2 separate regions of the Homo sapiens genome follow, and region 1 is linked to region 2. The links are chromatin loops, found by intact Hi-C in ENCODE. Cell type or tissue: dorsolateral prefrontal cortex. All regions are shown on one strand. Links, peaks and the distances in the headings refer to the core of each region. The heading gives the core; the rest is flanking DNA.

Region 1 (7,199 bases), core at 4,700-7,199, 270 kb after region 2:
AGAAGAGGGACGAGTCACTTACCCTCAGTAGAAACTACCTAGAGTCCAATGTCAGGACTGTAGTGAATTCCTAGTGGGAAAAAGTAACTCCTGGTAACTTTGAATCTCTAGCTTCTAAACCTCCTTTCCCATTGAAAGAAAATGGTTACTTTTGTATGTAATGTGTCTGCGGATAATGTAAGTTGGGTTTTTTTGAGACCGAGTTTCGCTCGTTGCCCAGGCTGGAATGCAGTGGCACGATATCGGCTCACACTGCAACCTCCGTCTCCCAGGTTCAAGCGATTCTCCTGCCTCAGCCTCCAGAGTAGCTGGAATTACAGGCACCTGCCACGACACCCGGCTGATTTTTTTTTTTGTATTTTTAGTAGAGACAAGGCCAGCCTGTTCTTGAACTCCTGGCCTCAGGTGCTCTGCCTGTCTTGGCCTCCCAAAGTGCTGGAAGTACAGGCGTGAGCCACTGCGCCTGGCCCTAAGTTGTTTTTTTTTTTTTTAAGTGAATGCCAGGTATGGTATTCTAGCTATGGTGTTCTAACGGCAACAACAGCTAACATTTCTTGAGAGCTTACTGTGTGCCAGACAGTGCGGCAGGCACTATTACAACCTCATTTTGCGGAGACAAAAAGGGAAGGTGCCCTGAGAGGGGCGTGCCCAAGTGCCACAGTTGGAAGTGGCGGAAGCAGGACATACCCCCACGCAGTCTATGTGGGGGAAACCAGGTGCACTGTCCTCTCTCCACAATCTTCCCTGACCCAGCATGCAAAGTGTGCAATGCACTGAAGGATGGGGCCCTGGGTGACAAGAGTGTGGAGAAGGGGCTGGGGGAACATGGCTGATGGGGGGCCACTGGCACCAGGAACGTTGGAAGGCACCCGTCTGGGGTAGGAGCCTAGGATTGAGTCCTTATGCTGAGAAGGTTGGAGGGGAGAGAAGCAAGACATAAGGAGAGCAGCTGGAGAAGATGGGATGGGCTGGTTTAAAACAGAAGTCATGATTGACCCTCAGTGGAGAGGCCTCACAAAGGTACCAAGGGCATCCTCTCATTCCCCCAAACAAAACTACAAGTATTGAGTATAAAGAAACCTTAATATTCATCTTTTAATGGCTTTCAAACATTAACAAATAATGAAACTAATTTGTAGGTCCAAGCCAGTCAGTTTTCTTTTTAATGAATAAAAGTGTTTTACATGTAGTGAGGGAGGAGCATGGTGTCGGTTTTTCACAAAACACAGGAATGCGTGTACATACCAGGGAGTGGAGTAAAATGTATTTCTCACTACTAGGAGCAGAAAGTTCGAAAGCCACTGATCTAATTCAACACTCCCATTTTAGAATTTCAGAATGGAGAAAACAGAGGCTCAAAGAAGCCAAACAACTTGTCCAACTTACTTAATAGCAAAGCCGAGAAGAGCATCCAAGTCTTTAATAGTTCTCTGGTAATTTCCTCACCAAACCAGAATCTCCAAATGTAAATACCTCTGGGAAAAACAGTGCTGACTTTAATCCACATTAGAGTAAATAACAGTGGAGTAGTAAGTAAGCTGATCTTTTAGATCTGCTGCCTGGAGCAAGTTTTGGTAAAGGAAACAGTAGCTGAATGAATTCAGGGGGCAGCTGTGGAGCTAAAACAAAATAAATCTGAGGGAAAGCACTGGGTTGCAGGGTGTGGCCCAGCAGGCCCAGGACAGGGCTTGGTGTGGTAGAATAAAGGGACTTTTATCTTCCTTAGAGTCTGTATATCATCAGGACAACTAGTTCTAGACAAGGAGGCTGCTTCCATGTCTGAGAAGGTGGCTCAGGGCCATGGTGCTTTGCTCATCTAGTTTCAACAAATTTTATTAAATGAGAAGTTCTGAATAACAGATGCCTTCACAAATCTCTGTCCCTGCCAGACTCCATCTCTTTAATGAAAACATCATTGTTGGGTATTTATCATTTGTTGTATAATTCTATTTCAAAGCTATAGAAGATTCAGAGTCAGGTCCATGTTTCTCTACTTGAAGGCAGTGGTGCTGGGGGACTGGGAGAGGGTAGTTCCTAGGAGACCAGAGAACTAGCTAGAGTAAGGGATGGACTGCCAAAACAAAGAGGAGGGATGCTGGTGGCAAACATTTCTAAAGGAATGCCTCTCTAGACACCAGAGCTATGAGCCTCCTCTTAAACTAAGTTAGAATTCAGGCCAGACAATTGGGCCACGTTCATTGGGCCAGGGCCCAATCACCAACAAGCTCCCGGCTCCTTTCCTAAGTGACTGCACCAAAATAGCAAAGGCATGAGATGTCTAAAGAGTATCCTACACAATTTCCAGGAAGTTTTTTTTTTTTTTTTTTTGAGACGGAGTCTCGCTTTGTCCCCCAGGCCGGAGTGCAGTGGCACGATCTCTGCTCACTGCAAGTTCTGCCTCCCGGGTTCACGGCATTCTCCTGCCTCAGCCTCCCGAATAGCTGGGACCACAGGCACCCGCCACCATGCCCGGCTAATTTTTTGTATTTTTACTAGAGACGGGGTTTCACCGTGTTAGCCAGGATGGTCTTGATCTCCTGACCTCGTGATCCACCCGCCTCGGCCTCCCAAAGTGCTGGGATTACAGGCGTGAGCCACTGCACCCAGCCTCCAGGAAGTTTTTTATTTCAATGTGATGTAATTAATTTGGACCCAAGCTCTGGGATGGACAGCTCTGAAAGCTCAAGCAGATGTCTTTCCAATGGTATTGAAGAAGGGGGCCAGGCACGCTGGCTCACACCTGTAATCCCAGCGCTTTGGGATGCCAAGGTGGGCAGATCACTTGAGTCCAGGAGTTTGAGACCAGCCTGGGCAACACGGCAAAACCCCGTCTCTACAAAAATTATAAAATAAATAAATAAAAAAGGAAACAAGTCTCATACTGCTATGGGGAAAGAAAAAAAAAAAGAAAGATGGCCAACTGTGTAAGTCTAGAGTAAGCCACCTTGAGAGGCTGGTGGTGCAGCAGCAGCAGGAAAGAGGGAATTGGGGCTGTGGTGTGCTGTCATAACACAGGCTGCTGTTATGGGGACTAGGATTTGTCCCCTTGAATTTATCTCCTCCTCCCCTTGACCTGGCCAATTTTATAACCATTCCTTCCGTTCATTAGCTCAGGCACAAGACGCTAGAGGGAAAAACTTCTGAAACTCAAAGCCACTATGCTGCTGGTTCATTCCCCAGGAAACACGCATGGTAGAAAAGCAGCAGGCCAAAAACTAGAGATTCCAGGATTATCTGTCATTTTCAAAGATCTGGGCTCTGAAAGGCTGATGTGAGCCACTGGGTGCACAGCTGCCCCGCCTTTGGTTCAAGCCTCAAAGCTCTAACCGTTGCAACCCAAAGCTCTTTCTATCTCTGAGATGACATCTAGAACCTAAGAGTGACCATTCAACTACAAGATACACAGAAGGCTTTGACATGTTCTGAGTACACAACGAAGAATTTCAGCTGGCTATACAGAACTCTAGACGAGAAGTGCTTCATACTAAACCAGTAACAAGGATAATTTCTCTTCCTATGGAGGTTCCTGGGTTGAGGCTGATTTCCACTAGGCACCAATTACTTACAGGGCACAGAACACATAAAAGGACTTAAAAAGACCCTGAGAGTACCACCCAAATATATGGCTTGCCATTTGCTTAAACAAAGCAAAACACTAGATCCCTGGGGCCCACCCTCCAATCTACTGAACCACCTTTTCAGCAAACCTCTTCTGCAAAGGGGGCAGATAGTAAACTTTATCAAGAGCCAAAATTAAGAACACTACATAGGGACTTTTATAACAAGAGAAAAATCTAACACATTTCCACAATTCTTTTATTGATAAAGTTCAGAATATATTGAGTACAATTTTTTTTTTGTAACGAGATCTGTTAACGAGACAAGTGGATTTCTTATTTTTTGGGAGAATAACATTTCAAGTCATTGGGATTCAAAGAGTGTTCCATACCATCAAATTGACTGCAACGTTTATATGTACAAATAATTCTTAGCTCATGACTGTACAAAAATTGGGAGCTCAGTTATAGTTTGGTGATTGCTGTGGTACTCCTGTGATTGGGGTGGAGCCCAGGAATCTGCATTTTACATGCCTCTCACGTGATTCTGGTAATGGGCCATGGACCCAATGGACTATCCAATCCTCGGAATCTCTGTCCACCAAAGGGGCCTGTGGTTTTGCAGTGCGAGAACCCGGCTGTGCCACCTACCAGTTGCTCAACCTCTCCAAAAATCAGATGATTCATCCTCACAACAGGGGTGGCATTGCACTGCTTGGCCTACCCTTAAAGAGTTGCTGGGATGATTAAGTGAGATGATCCATGAGGTGCTATGAGCATACTATGTCCCAGATACTAAAGACATGCCAGTTATGTTGAGTTTTTTTGGCTGCAGATGCAGACTGCCTGAGCAGCTCCTGCTTGTCTTCTCCTTACTCAAAATGTGTCCCCCAGCACCTTGAAGGCCAGATCCACTTCAACCTAACCCACTGTGATGTGCTAAAGCAAACTCAGTGCAAGGCTTCATAAAATGATAATCCACAGCCCCTGGTCCTGAACCTCCTGGCCCTCTAATATCTCCAACCAGGATGCTATCCACTCTTCATTTCAGCGTCTTCAATAATAGAAAACTCATTCTCTTTCTACGGTGGCACCACTCCAAAGCTGGAGAAGAAAAAGCTCTTCCTTACAGTATCTTAAGAAAAAAAGGGTGTTTCAAAGGAGGCAGTAGAGTGTAGAGGTTGAGTATGCAGACTGGCTGAGTTTGAATCCTGGTTCTGCCACTCACTGGTCACATGATAACCCCTGTATGCCTCAATTTCCATATGCACAATGACGATGATAATAATAATACCTACCTCATAGTGCTGTTGTGGGGACTAAATTAGTTGATACATGTAATCCACTTAAGAAATGTGCCAGACACAGCGTGGTTGCTATGTAAGCACTAGCTAATATTGTTATTATCCTAAACCATGGAGGAGCTCAAAGTAATGCCTGGAAGCACCCTGATATGTCTCCGAGACTAAAACTGTCATATAGACAGCATATACTGAGGGCCATATCAAACCAATTTTGTCATCATTTACTGATTAAATAGGATTATTCCGTTTTACAGGTGAAGAAACAAAGCTTCAAAAAGGTAGGTTAAGCTCACCAGCCCAAGGTCACAAGGGCAGGTAAACGTATCCTACCTCCTTGTGGCAGGAGGAATTCAAACCCAGGTCTGTGTAATTCCTAAGCCCATCTTCATCATGGAGCCCCTCAGACTCGAAACTACTATCAGCAGCAGAACTCAACTGACTATGACCACAGGGGAACTCAGGCTCAATTTTCTGCCTGCGAGTTCCTGGTTGGCTTGCATAAACTGTAGTTAATATCATGCTACTTGAACCCAATTAGGCAGTAAGTCAGCCTGGAAAACATCATGCGATGTATTCCAAAGGTCAAAGTAAAAGCTGGCTTCCAAGGCAGCCTCTGCTGGACACTGCCATGAAAGTTAGTTTCTGCACAGATACCAGAGTTCAGCTCGTGAGGTGCTTAACCAGCACCTATATCGGCTTTTTAAAATTCTCAGAGATGCCAGCATCGGAGGACCCGACGCGACGAATTGCCTGGCTCCTAAGTCAACATCCGGAGAAAGGCGGTTTACTTTTTTCAAAAGCAAACCTTCATCCCTCTCTTTCGCTTTAGGATCTCATTACTATTGTAGCTGCCTTCTCCCAGGCAAAAATAAAAGGGGGAAGGAGCAGGTTTAGACCGAGGAGGAGGGTTCCCCTAGCCTGCAGGGCGCTGCAACATCCACCTGAAACACGGAGCTCGACCTACCTTCCCGGAGAGCCCAGCCCGGGAGGGCGTTTCCCCAACGGATCGACAACTCTTCCCTCCCGGGGAACAGGCTGCTGTCCTTGGCTTCAGTCAGGGCCACTAGAGTCGCGTGCGCGACACCCCTCACCCCCGCCAAAAGAACCTCATGTTTAATGTTCCCCTTACTCTATCACTTCCGCCGAAAGAGCAAACACCAGAGCGATCGGTTAGTCCTTAAGGCCACATTTAACTACGTCTGAGCGCCTGCAGGAGGAACGGCGAAACCCCGGAGAGGAGGCGGGGGAGGCAGGGAGCGCGTGGGGGGGGGCATTTGCACAGAGGATCGTCGTCCTCCCGGCGCCGCGGCCGCCGTGACTCTCCAGCACAGCCTCAGGCCGTTGGCGCGGGGCGGAAACCCCCATCGGGGCTCATAGCACAACTGGGGGTCCCCAAAGCCGGCTCCCCCTGCCTCCTCCGCGCGGGAGGCCGTCGGGGTGATGGCGCAAGACTCCGCTCCCCCCGCCCCCCACAGCGACAACAGCCACGGTGACAAAATGGCAGCCCGGCGCCCGGCAGTCGTGCCACAGGCGCGCAGGGCCCTGGAGGCGGCTCCTGCCCCCCAGTAACGCCTCGGCGCCCTTCGGGCTCAGCCCCGAGTGGGCCTAGCCGTTAAAAAAAATAAATAAATAAAAATAAATAAATAAAACACCTGGAACTCAAAACCAGCCTAGAAAGCCACAAGGCCGGCCCCGCGCGTACTGCACCCCCGCCGCCCGCCTGCCAGCGCCCCGCGCCACATGGAGCCCGGAGCCCGCATTCCGAGCCCTGCGCCCCGCGCCGGGGAGGAGGGGCGGGGCGTGCGGCGCGAGCCCCGGGAAACATGGCTGCTCGTCCTATTTCGGCGTCGCGGCATGGCCACCAGCTCCCGGAGCCCAGTTGGGAGAGGTGCCGAAGGTGGGTGTGTGGGGGGCCCAGGGGCAGCGCGGCGGGGAGGGGCGCAGGGGGCGCGCTCCGGGAGCCATTTGTCTTAAGAACGTTTAAAAAAATACAGTTCCTCCTCCCCCAACCCTTTTGTCCCTCTTTCGCTAGCTTTCTCCCCCTCCCCCGCAAATGTGCAGAAAGTGCCCCCTCCTCCGCCACCCGCGCCCCACCCCGCCTCCAGGCAGGGGGCAGGCGTGTGGGCCGCGAGGCTGGGAGGCGAGGGGGCGAAGCGTGAGAAATCGCTCCCAGTACGGCGCGGTGCGCTCCCCTCCCCAACACACACACACACTCGTGGAAGTTTAAAGAGCCGGTTCGACCCGCTTTCCTGCTTGCTCCCGGGGGGCCGGCAGCGTCGGTCGGGTTCGCCAGGCCAGCCGCGCCCCCGCACCCACCCGCGGCGACCCCGGCCCCGCG
Region 2 (8,065 bases), core at 2,597-5,096:
TTTGGTAATTCTAGACCCTGAGGTGTCTAGATGGGCCACCAGGAGCTGCTGTTGGCTTTCTGCCTGGCCTGCCTCCTCTGCCCAGTGCAGTACATTTCTTCTTCCCTTGCAGTCTGTCTGCCTCTGACCAGATGCTCAATAGTTACTAAATGAATGAATGAATGAGTGAATGAATAAATGAATGATGAATGTGGCCTTGTTATGCTCCTGATCCTGCCTTCTACCTGCCCCCTTCTTGTCTTATGATGACCTTTTCTTCTGCTGACCTTGACTTTGACCTTAGCTAGTATTTGCAACCCTCTGTTCACTCCATCTCCTGGCTCTTTAGAGGAGGGAATACTCCTCTAATATTAGCTAATGTTTTAAGTGAGCAATCAGGAGACTTTCACCCTCTCTTGTTGGATCGCATCTTACGTACCAATGGATTTGAAAAATAAATTAATTTATGGCCAGCTTAATTCCAGAAAAGACTCAAAGCAGTTTCTAAATTTAAATATGATACAAAATGAAGTAAATTATAAAACAAATAAATGCAGAAATCACAGCAAATAAAAAGTGAGAGTAAGAAAGAGAAGGTAAAACAAAGAATGAGGTAAATGCAAATAGGAGGTCCAGGATAATTGCTAGAGGTTTTCAGGCCAAATATCTGCAGCTGAGCTTCCTAGCAGCCAATGCAAAGAGAGCAACCCGATTAGTTATAATCTTACTTAGTGTCCATAAGATAAAGGCAAATCACATAGAGAAACTCAACTGTTCTGGAATTATGCTTCATAATAAAAAGACCCTGTAAAAATTACCTGTACCCATAATCATAGGCTCCCTAATTATAGTAATCATAAATAGAGCAAGAAAGTTTATAGCACTGCTTCCTTTATTTTAAAAATACAGAAAATACAGAGACCATCACAGGCATGCACAACTCTATCATCTACAATGATAGTTGTTAATATTTTGCCAGCACTACTCATTATGCAGAATTTTTTTATGCTAATTTTTTTGTGTTTTTAGTAGAGACGGGGTTTTACCGTGTTAGCCAGGATGGTCTCAATCTCCTGACCTCATGATCCACCTGCCTCGGTCTCCCAAAGTGTTGGGATTACAGGCGTGAGCCACCGCACCCGGCCTATACAGAATTAATAAAAGAAATAAAACACCTCAGATAAAGTCCTCTATCTCCTTCCTATAGCCCTCCTCTCCCCAAAGACAATTAGCATGACAAATTTGGTATTTATCTTCCCAGTCAATTTAAAAATTACTTTACATACAGACATATGTTCCATAAATATTAAATACTATTTTCAATCTACATAGTCATATCTTATGGACTATTTCATTCAGTCACTTGCTTTCTTAGCTTAAAAGTACGTTTTTGGCCGGGCGTGGTGGCTCACGCCTGTAGCCCTAGCACTTTGGGAGGTTGAGGCGGGTGGATCACTTGAGGTCAGGAGTTCGAGACCAACCTGGCCAACATGGTGAAACCCTGTCTCTACTAAAAATACAAAAATTAGCCTGGCATGGTGGTGCATGCCTGTAATCCCAGCTACTTGGGGGGCTGAGGCAGGAGAATTGCTGGAACCTAGGAGGCGGAGGCTGCAGTGAGCCAAGATCATGCCACTGCACTCCAGCCTGGGCAACAGAGCAGGATTCCATCTTAAAAATATATATATATATATGTGTGTGTGTGTGTGTTTTAAAAAATCAATCCATGTTGATACATACATCTAATTCTTTTCTTTTAAATTCTGTACACTATTTTATAGAATAAGAATACTACATTTTGTTCGCCTGTTCTTCTACTAATGGCCAGTCTACATTAGACTAGCCAATGCTTTTCTCTTAAAAACAAAGCTGCAAATAACCTATTTGCAGTGGTGTTCTGGCAAATGTTTAACCATCAGCTGTCTTGAAACACTCCCGCCATGACTGATTTCAAGCTGCCAACAGGACATCACTAAATGCAGAGTTGGGAAGAATTGAACACTATCAGTCTTGCAAGCTGTACAAGTCAGTTCCAGCACACCACAGCACATACATCTCCCTGTGCGTACATATGAAAGTTTCTCTAGGAATATATCTCAAAACAAAACTGCTATGTGCAGTTTCAAATTTACTACTTATTGTCAAATTTCTCCCCAAAGCGGTCTTACTAATTTACACTCCTCCCAGCAGCATATGAGAGTATTAATGTCTCCAAATCTTTCCTGATACTCAATACTTTCAGACTTTTCCATTCTTGCCAACATGATGAATGAGAAGTGGTACAACCAGTGAGGTTGAACAACTTTTCATGTGCTTATTGATGACTTAGATTTCCTCTTCTGCAAATTACCTATACATATATTCTTAGTCCATTTTTATCTTAAGTTGTATATCTTTTTCTTATCGATTGACAGGAGTTCTTTATATATCATATCACAGTCCCTTGTTGATTATATATATGGCAAATATCTTTAGCTTGTTAAATTTTTTCCTATTGGTTTATGTTTTGTTTCAGAAATTCTTTCTCCTCTTTCCCAAACCATAAAGATACTCCTCTTCTTCCTTCCTTTCTACAAATAATTTTTTTCTTATTACGTGAGCAATACAGAATCTTTGCAGAAAAATTAGAAAATATAGACTGTCAAGAAGAGGAGAAAATCACAATCCTACTACTCAGAAACAACCACTGTTCATGTATTGGTATATTACCTCTGGTCTTTCTGTTTTAACGGCCATTTACAGTAAAACTGCAGCTCACAGGCCATATTGCTATGTAGTGTGCAGCTCTTTGAGAATTTGCTTTAGCACTTTTCAATTTTGTCAGTCCTCCTTCCTGGAGTTTACACTGGGGTCTTCCATGATCTGGGATTGTTTGGGGTTTTTTTTTAATTGGTTGGTTGGTTTTTGTCTTTTTATGGATTGGCTGGTTGTTTTTATGTGTCTGTTCTCGTGGTACCAAAACCTCCTACTGTCCTGAGCATGGACTTCCAGCTCCTTCCCTCCTGCTCCCACTTTGGCCCTTGGCTAAGCCCTGACTGGTCCAGCCCAGGCCCCCTGTGAGTCAGGGTGAAGGGACCATGGGGAGGATGGAATGGGAAAGCCCTGAGCTGGAAGCTGGGTCACTACATTCTGTTCCCAGCTGCTGCATAAAATTGCTGGTGGCTGGGCACAGTGGCTCATGCCTGTAATCCCAGCACTTTGGGAGGCCGAGGTGGGCAGATCCTTTGAGGTCAGGAGTTCGAGAGCAGCCTGGCTGACATGGTGAAACCCTGTCTCTACTAAAAATACAAAACAACTATCTGGGCATTGCGGCATGTGCCTGCAATCCTGGCTACTTGGGAGGCTGAGGCAGGAGAATTGCTTGAACCTGGAAGATGGAGGTTGCAGTGAGCTGAGATTGTGCCACTGCGCTCCAGCCTGGGCAACAGAGCAAGACTATGTCTCAAAAAATAAAATAAAATAAATAAATAAATAAATAAATAAATAAAGTTGCTGGTGACCGTGGGCAAGTTACTTAGCTTCTCTCAATCTTGGCAAGTTCTTTGCTTCCTGCTTCCTGCGGGCTGCAAACCACACTTGGTAGGTTTTCCAAACCTGCGGAAGGTGGAATCAGCTGAGGGGTGGATGGAGCGTGCGGGGTCTCAGGTGTGCTGGGGGTGCTCTAAGGAGAAACCCGCTTGCCTGGGGCGAATTTGAAGCTGCTTCTTTCTTACCAGCATGAAAATACAGAGTGGGTCAGACCCCAAAGACGAGCTTAAAAGAACCCCCGGGATGTAATGCCCCAGCTAGTTGATTTAGTCTGTTTCCCACCTTTGTCATTGACTTGCCATGACGTTTTGGCAAGTAGCTCACCAGGGGCCTCAGGACCCCTTCTGAAAGCCAGGGGCCTGGTTAGTGATCTCTGGAGCTAAGGAGTCAGAATGACTGCACTGAATTTCAGCCACACCCCGACCAATTTAGGCAAGTTGTTTAACCTCTCTCAAGCTCAGTTTCATCATCTATAAAATTGAACCACGATAGCACCCATCTCTTATGGTCGATTGTAAAGATTTAATGATATGATCCAAGTATAAAGTATGGAAGATGCAATGGTACTTTTTAGGGACCGTTATTACTGTCGCCCCCGAGTTCTGGGATTCTGGGTTCACCTTAGAAGGGACAGGCGTCCTACCCAGAATGTCCAGCAGGTGGTGCTGTCTCAGAACAAATCTACCTGCAGGCGCTCTGCGGGAAGGTTTTCTCCAAGAGGCAGGTGGGTGGCTTGGGAGCCAGAACACATCTGAGATGCAGGCGGCTCTGGAGGGCTCAGCCTCTTCATTTCCCAAAGGGGGACCCCAAGACTAAAATGGCTGTACTGTGTTCCTGCAGCCATGAGAGAGCCAGGACTCGAACGCAGCCCACCTGCCTCCCAGAGGGGGACACCTGAGCCTCCCCACACCTCCAGTCTCCCTCCCACTTATGGGCTACCCCACCCACCCCCAGGATGGGCGTGGGATCCTCAGAGAGGTTGGGATGACCAGCTTTTCGCAGCACACTGGGTGTGTGTCTTGGTGGAGAGGAGGTTCCTGACTCTCTGGGGGGAAGAGGGCCCAGGCTGACCGCCCCTGGGTGACCCTGAATGGAGGTCCTCGCTCAGCCTTTCCCAGCACTCGCTTTCCAAAGTGGGCAGACAGGGGTGCCGTGGGGAGAAACTAAGGTGTGATGGAGAGAGAGGGGCCGCTCACAGGGCACGGAGCCAGGATGCTCTCGGGGGCTCATTCTGTGTGAGTGCCTGACCCCCAGCCTACCTCACCCCTAACTCTCAAAGGGCTGGGAACTAGGAGGTCCAGGTAACAACCCCCAGGGGTCCTCCCCGCAGGCCCAGGCCCAACCTGGCATGAGGGTAGCTCATCTCACCTTTGAGAGCCTTGCCTCAAAGTTCCCACTGGGCTGTGGGTGAAGAGGCGCAGCTCACCACAACTGTTCCCGGAGGCTGTCCCCAAGCTGGGCCTCCCCGGCCTCCTCTTTCCTGAGGAGTGAATCTCCTCAACACTTGGGCCCCTCCTGTGCCCACAGCCCTGGCCCTAACCAACCACCTTACTCCTCTGAAGGTCTTATGTCATTTCCTTCTCCCACGGAAGGCAGCCCAGACCCCCAGAGCCCCTGTGAGGGACCCTGGGCAGCAGGAACCAGGGCTCTTGAAGATGGACAAAGGCCTGGCGCCTTCTATCCTTTAGACTAAGGTCTATTTTTAAAATGAAAAGTGGCAAATAGAGTTACAAAAACTGCAGTTTAATTTAAATGTTTATAATGACAAATTAATACTTTTCACTTATAAAACATGACAATGACTCTTAAAACTTCTTTGATGATGAGATCTAAAGTCTATTTGGGGTTCTTCATGGAAGTGAGGCCCAGAACCGATGGCCCACCTTCCCCTCTCCTCCCATACATCAAGACCCAGACATGGCAGCAAGGATGGGTGGGTGGGGGCCGGGGGAGACCTGGCAGGGAGCACGGAGATGCCTGCTTCTTCTCTACCCCTGAGGTTCTGGAACCCAGAAGGGGCTTTGGTCATCAGCATCCCCAAAGTGTCCTCTCACAGATAGGGAAACTGAGGACCAAGGAGGGGAAGCTGCTTGCTCAAAATGCTGAGCAAGTGAGAGGCAGATTCAGGCCCTGGAACCAGGTCTCCTGATCCCAGACTGGCATTCTTCCAGGGGTACTTTAGTACAAATGGAAAAACTAAAGCACCCAGGAAAAATTAGGCCAAAACATCCTCTTGTTTTGCTCTCCCAGCCTGGGACACCTTGGCCCCCATCTCTTCTGATGCTTCATCCATGACCCTTGACCACAAGAATCACAAAAGGACCCCTGTTCATCTGCTTATCCTTGGTATTTGGACACAGAGGAAATCTGGTTCCATCTAAACACTGGTGCAATCTAGAAAGGGCATAAAACTCCCAAGGGGCAGCCATGGCCATAGGAGGACGCGGGGGGGTGGGGGGGGCAGGGCCTTGTTGCTGGGTAACCAGCTTTATCTGTTGCCTCGGTGACAACCCCATCAGAGGGAGTCTGTGTGCAGAGTGTGTGCCTACGAGTCTCCAGTCTTTTTAAAACCAGCTGGCTGGAGCCATGTCCTCCCCCATTGCAGACTGCCTCCTGCACACACTGGAGGCCCCTATACCGTGATGAAGACCTTTCCTCCCTCTTTCCCTGCCTTCTCCATCACTCCTCATCATAGAATCGCATGCTTCCTTCAGCTACCCCAAAGCATCAGCCCCTCTGATCTCAACATCGTTGATCCTGCCACCAGACCTTTCCTCAAGAAGTTCTCCCAACCTATTGGATTGCTGGGGTCACTACCTCCCAGGAGCAGACAGGAAGGAAGCAGGGAGCCTGACCAGGACACGTAGTGGTTGCAGAGAATGCCTCAGAGCTGCGCTTCCTGCTGTCAGTCTTTAGGTGGTGAAGAAGCCAGGGAGACAGACATGTGTTCATCCAACAAACATTCAGCCCATGGTGCTTATATTCCAGGCACCACGCCAGGCCCCGGAAACATGGGGCACAAAGGACAGCTCAGTCCCTGCAGCTGGGACTAGCAGGGGAGTGAGACGAGTCAAAGGACAGTCACACATGTGGATGTGTACAACAAAGAGGAAATCTCAGGGGCCATGTAAGCACAGAAGAAAGGCACCACATCCATGTTTGGGAGAAAGAGGGGTGGTCGGCTGAATGATGCTCTCAGCAAAGGTGTCCTTGTCCTAATCCCCAGAACTTGCACATGTTACCTGATGTGGCAAAAGGAACTCTACAGATATAATTAAGGATCCTGAGATAGAGAGATTATCCCAGATTATCTGGGTAGTCCTAAAGTAATCACAAGATCTTTGTAACAGGGAGGCAGGAGGGTTGGAGAGCGAGATGTGATGATGGAAGTGAAGGGCTGGAGTGATACAAGGAAGGGCCCAGAGCAAGGAATGCAAAGCCAAAAAAGGCAAGGATGAGATTCTCCCCCGAACCACCCAGGAGGAATGCAGCCATGCCAACGCCTTGGTTTTAGCCCCCATAACACTCATCTTAGTCCTATGGCCTCCAGAACTGTAGGAGAGTAAGTTTGTGCTATTTTAAACCACCACATGTGTGGCCATTTGTTACAAGTGGAAGGCTTCTTGGAGGAGGTGATGTCTAGAAGAGTTTTAAAGAACTGGGAGTGACTCCAGCAAAGGAGCAGAGGCATCAGCCTAGGCAAAGGCCATAAGCAGGACTGCCCCTGGTGCGTTTGTGCCCCGCACAGTGAAGATTTTGCTGGGGAGAGGAGATGAAGCTATCAGAGAAGAGGAAGGAGGCGAGGGCAGGGCCCAGACCGTGCAGGGCCTTACAAGCCGTGATGAAGAGTTTGGATGTGTCCCTGAGAGCAATGGGGAGCCATTGAAGGTTATGAGCAGGGGTGGCTGAACCAATCTAACTGCAATCTTAGAAAGGTCACTAGTTTTGAAAGGAGGAAGGATTACAGGGGCAAGAATGGATGGGGGAGACCATGTTGGAGGCTGAGCAGTAGTCCAGAAGGAAGATGAGCACAGCACAGCAGAGACAGGTTGGAGAGGCGGTGACAGGGCCCCCTTAGGGAGGGCTCAGCAGGTGGGCTTGTCGGGCCCTGGTACCACCTGAGTATGGGGAGACAGAGAGGAACCAAATAACAGATTTTGGCTTTGCCAGTAGGTGGCGCTATTGGTCATATTTGGGGAGGTGAGCAGCTGAAATTGAGTGGACTAGACTCACAGGTGCCCATTGTGGAAGGACCCTCCAAGGATCCCAGCCTCGGGACGTGGAGCAGGTGGACGTAATACTGAGCAGATTTCCTACCCAAGCTCTGCTGAGGGCCCAAGCAAACCCCAAAGAGGCCAGGAGATGTTTACCTGGAAAGCAGGGAATCCCACCTGGAGAACCTCCAGCTGCCAGAGTCTAAGCTGACCTTTACCTCCTCCCCCAGGCAGATCTCCAGCCCAGGCACCTTCCTTTTGCAGAACTAGTCAGAAGATGGGCACCTGAAACGCACCCATGTGAGGTCCTATGACTGCTGAACCTCGGTCTCCTCATGTGCCGA

Evidence for each region. A loop is a pair of places that touch in the nucleus more often than their neighbours do. Peaks named below come from ENCODE experiments on the same cell type or tissue, not always from the same donor. Only the 100,000 strongest peaks of a DNase experiment are listed, where the experiment ranks them.
Region 1: it touches region 2 in a loop (4-fold over the local background); 16 of 110 quality-filtered maps call a loop at or near these places.

What each region holds. Positions count from the first base shown.
Region 1 is chr15:68,811,560-68,818,758 of GRCh38, forward strand. The region is part of intron 1 of ANP32A (acidic nuclear phosphoprotein 32 family member A); the gene reads right to left. Among named protein-coding and RNA genes, the nearest start is that of ANP32A, 5.7 kb to the right of the region's middle. RefSeq lists enhancers at 58-558, 5,202-5,251, 5,706-6,288 and silencers at 6,038-6,357, 6,568-7,127, 7,178-7,199. In dorsolateral prefrontal cortex, for the core only: a CTCF peak has its summit at 6,206; DNase peaks (open chromatin) are centred at 6,112, 6,622 and 7,046; H3K4me3 peaks cover 2,500 bases; H3K27ac peaks cover 2,500 bases.
Region 2 is chr15:68,546,518-68,554,582 of GRCh38, forward strand. It overlaps a transcript of CORO2B not described here. Among named protein-coding and RNA genes, the nearest start is that of CORO2B, 28 kb to the right of the region's middle. RefSeq lists an enhancer at 4,129-4,630. In dorsolateral prefrontal cortex, for the core only: CTCF peaks have their summits at 4,145 (motif pointing right) and 4,346; a DNase peak (open chromatin) is centred at 4,184.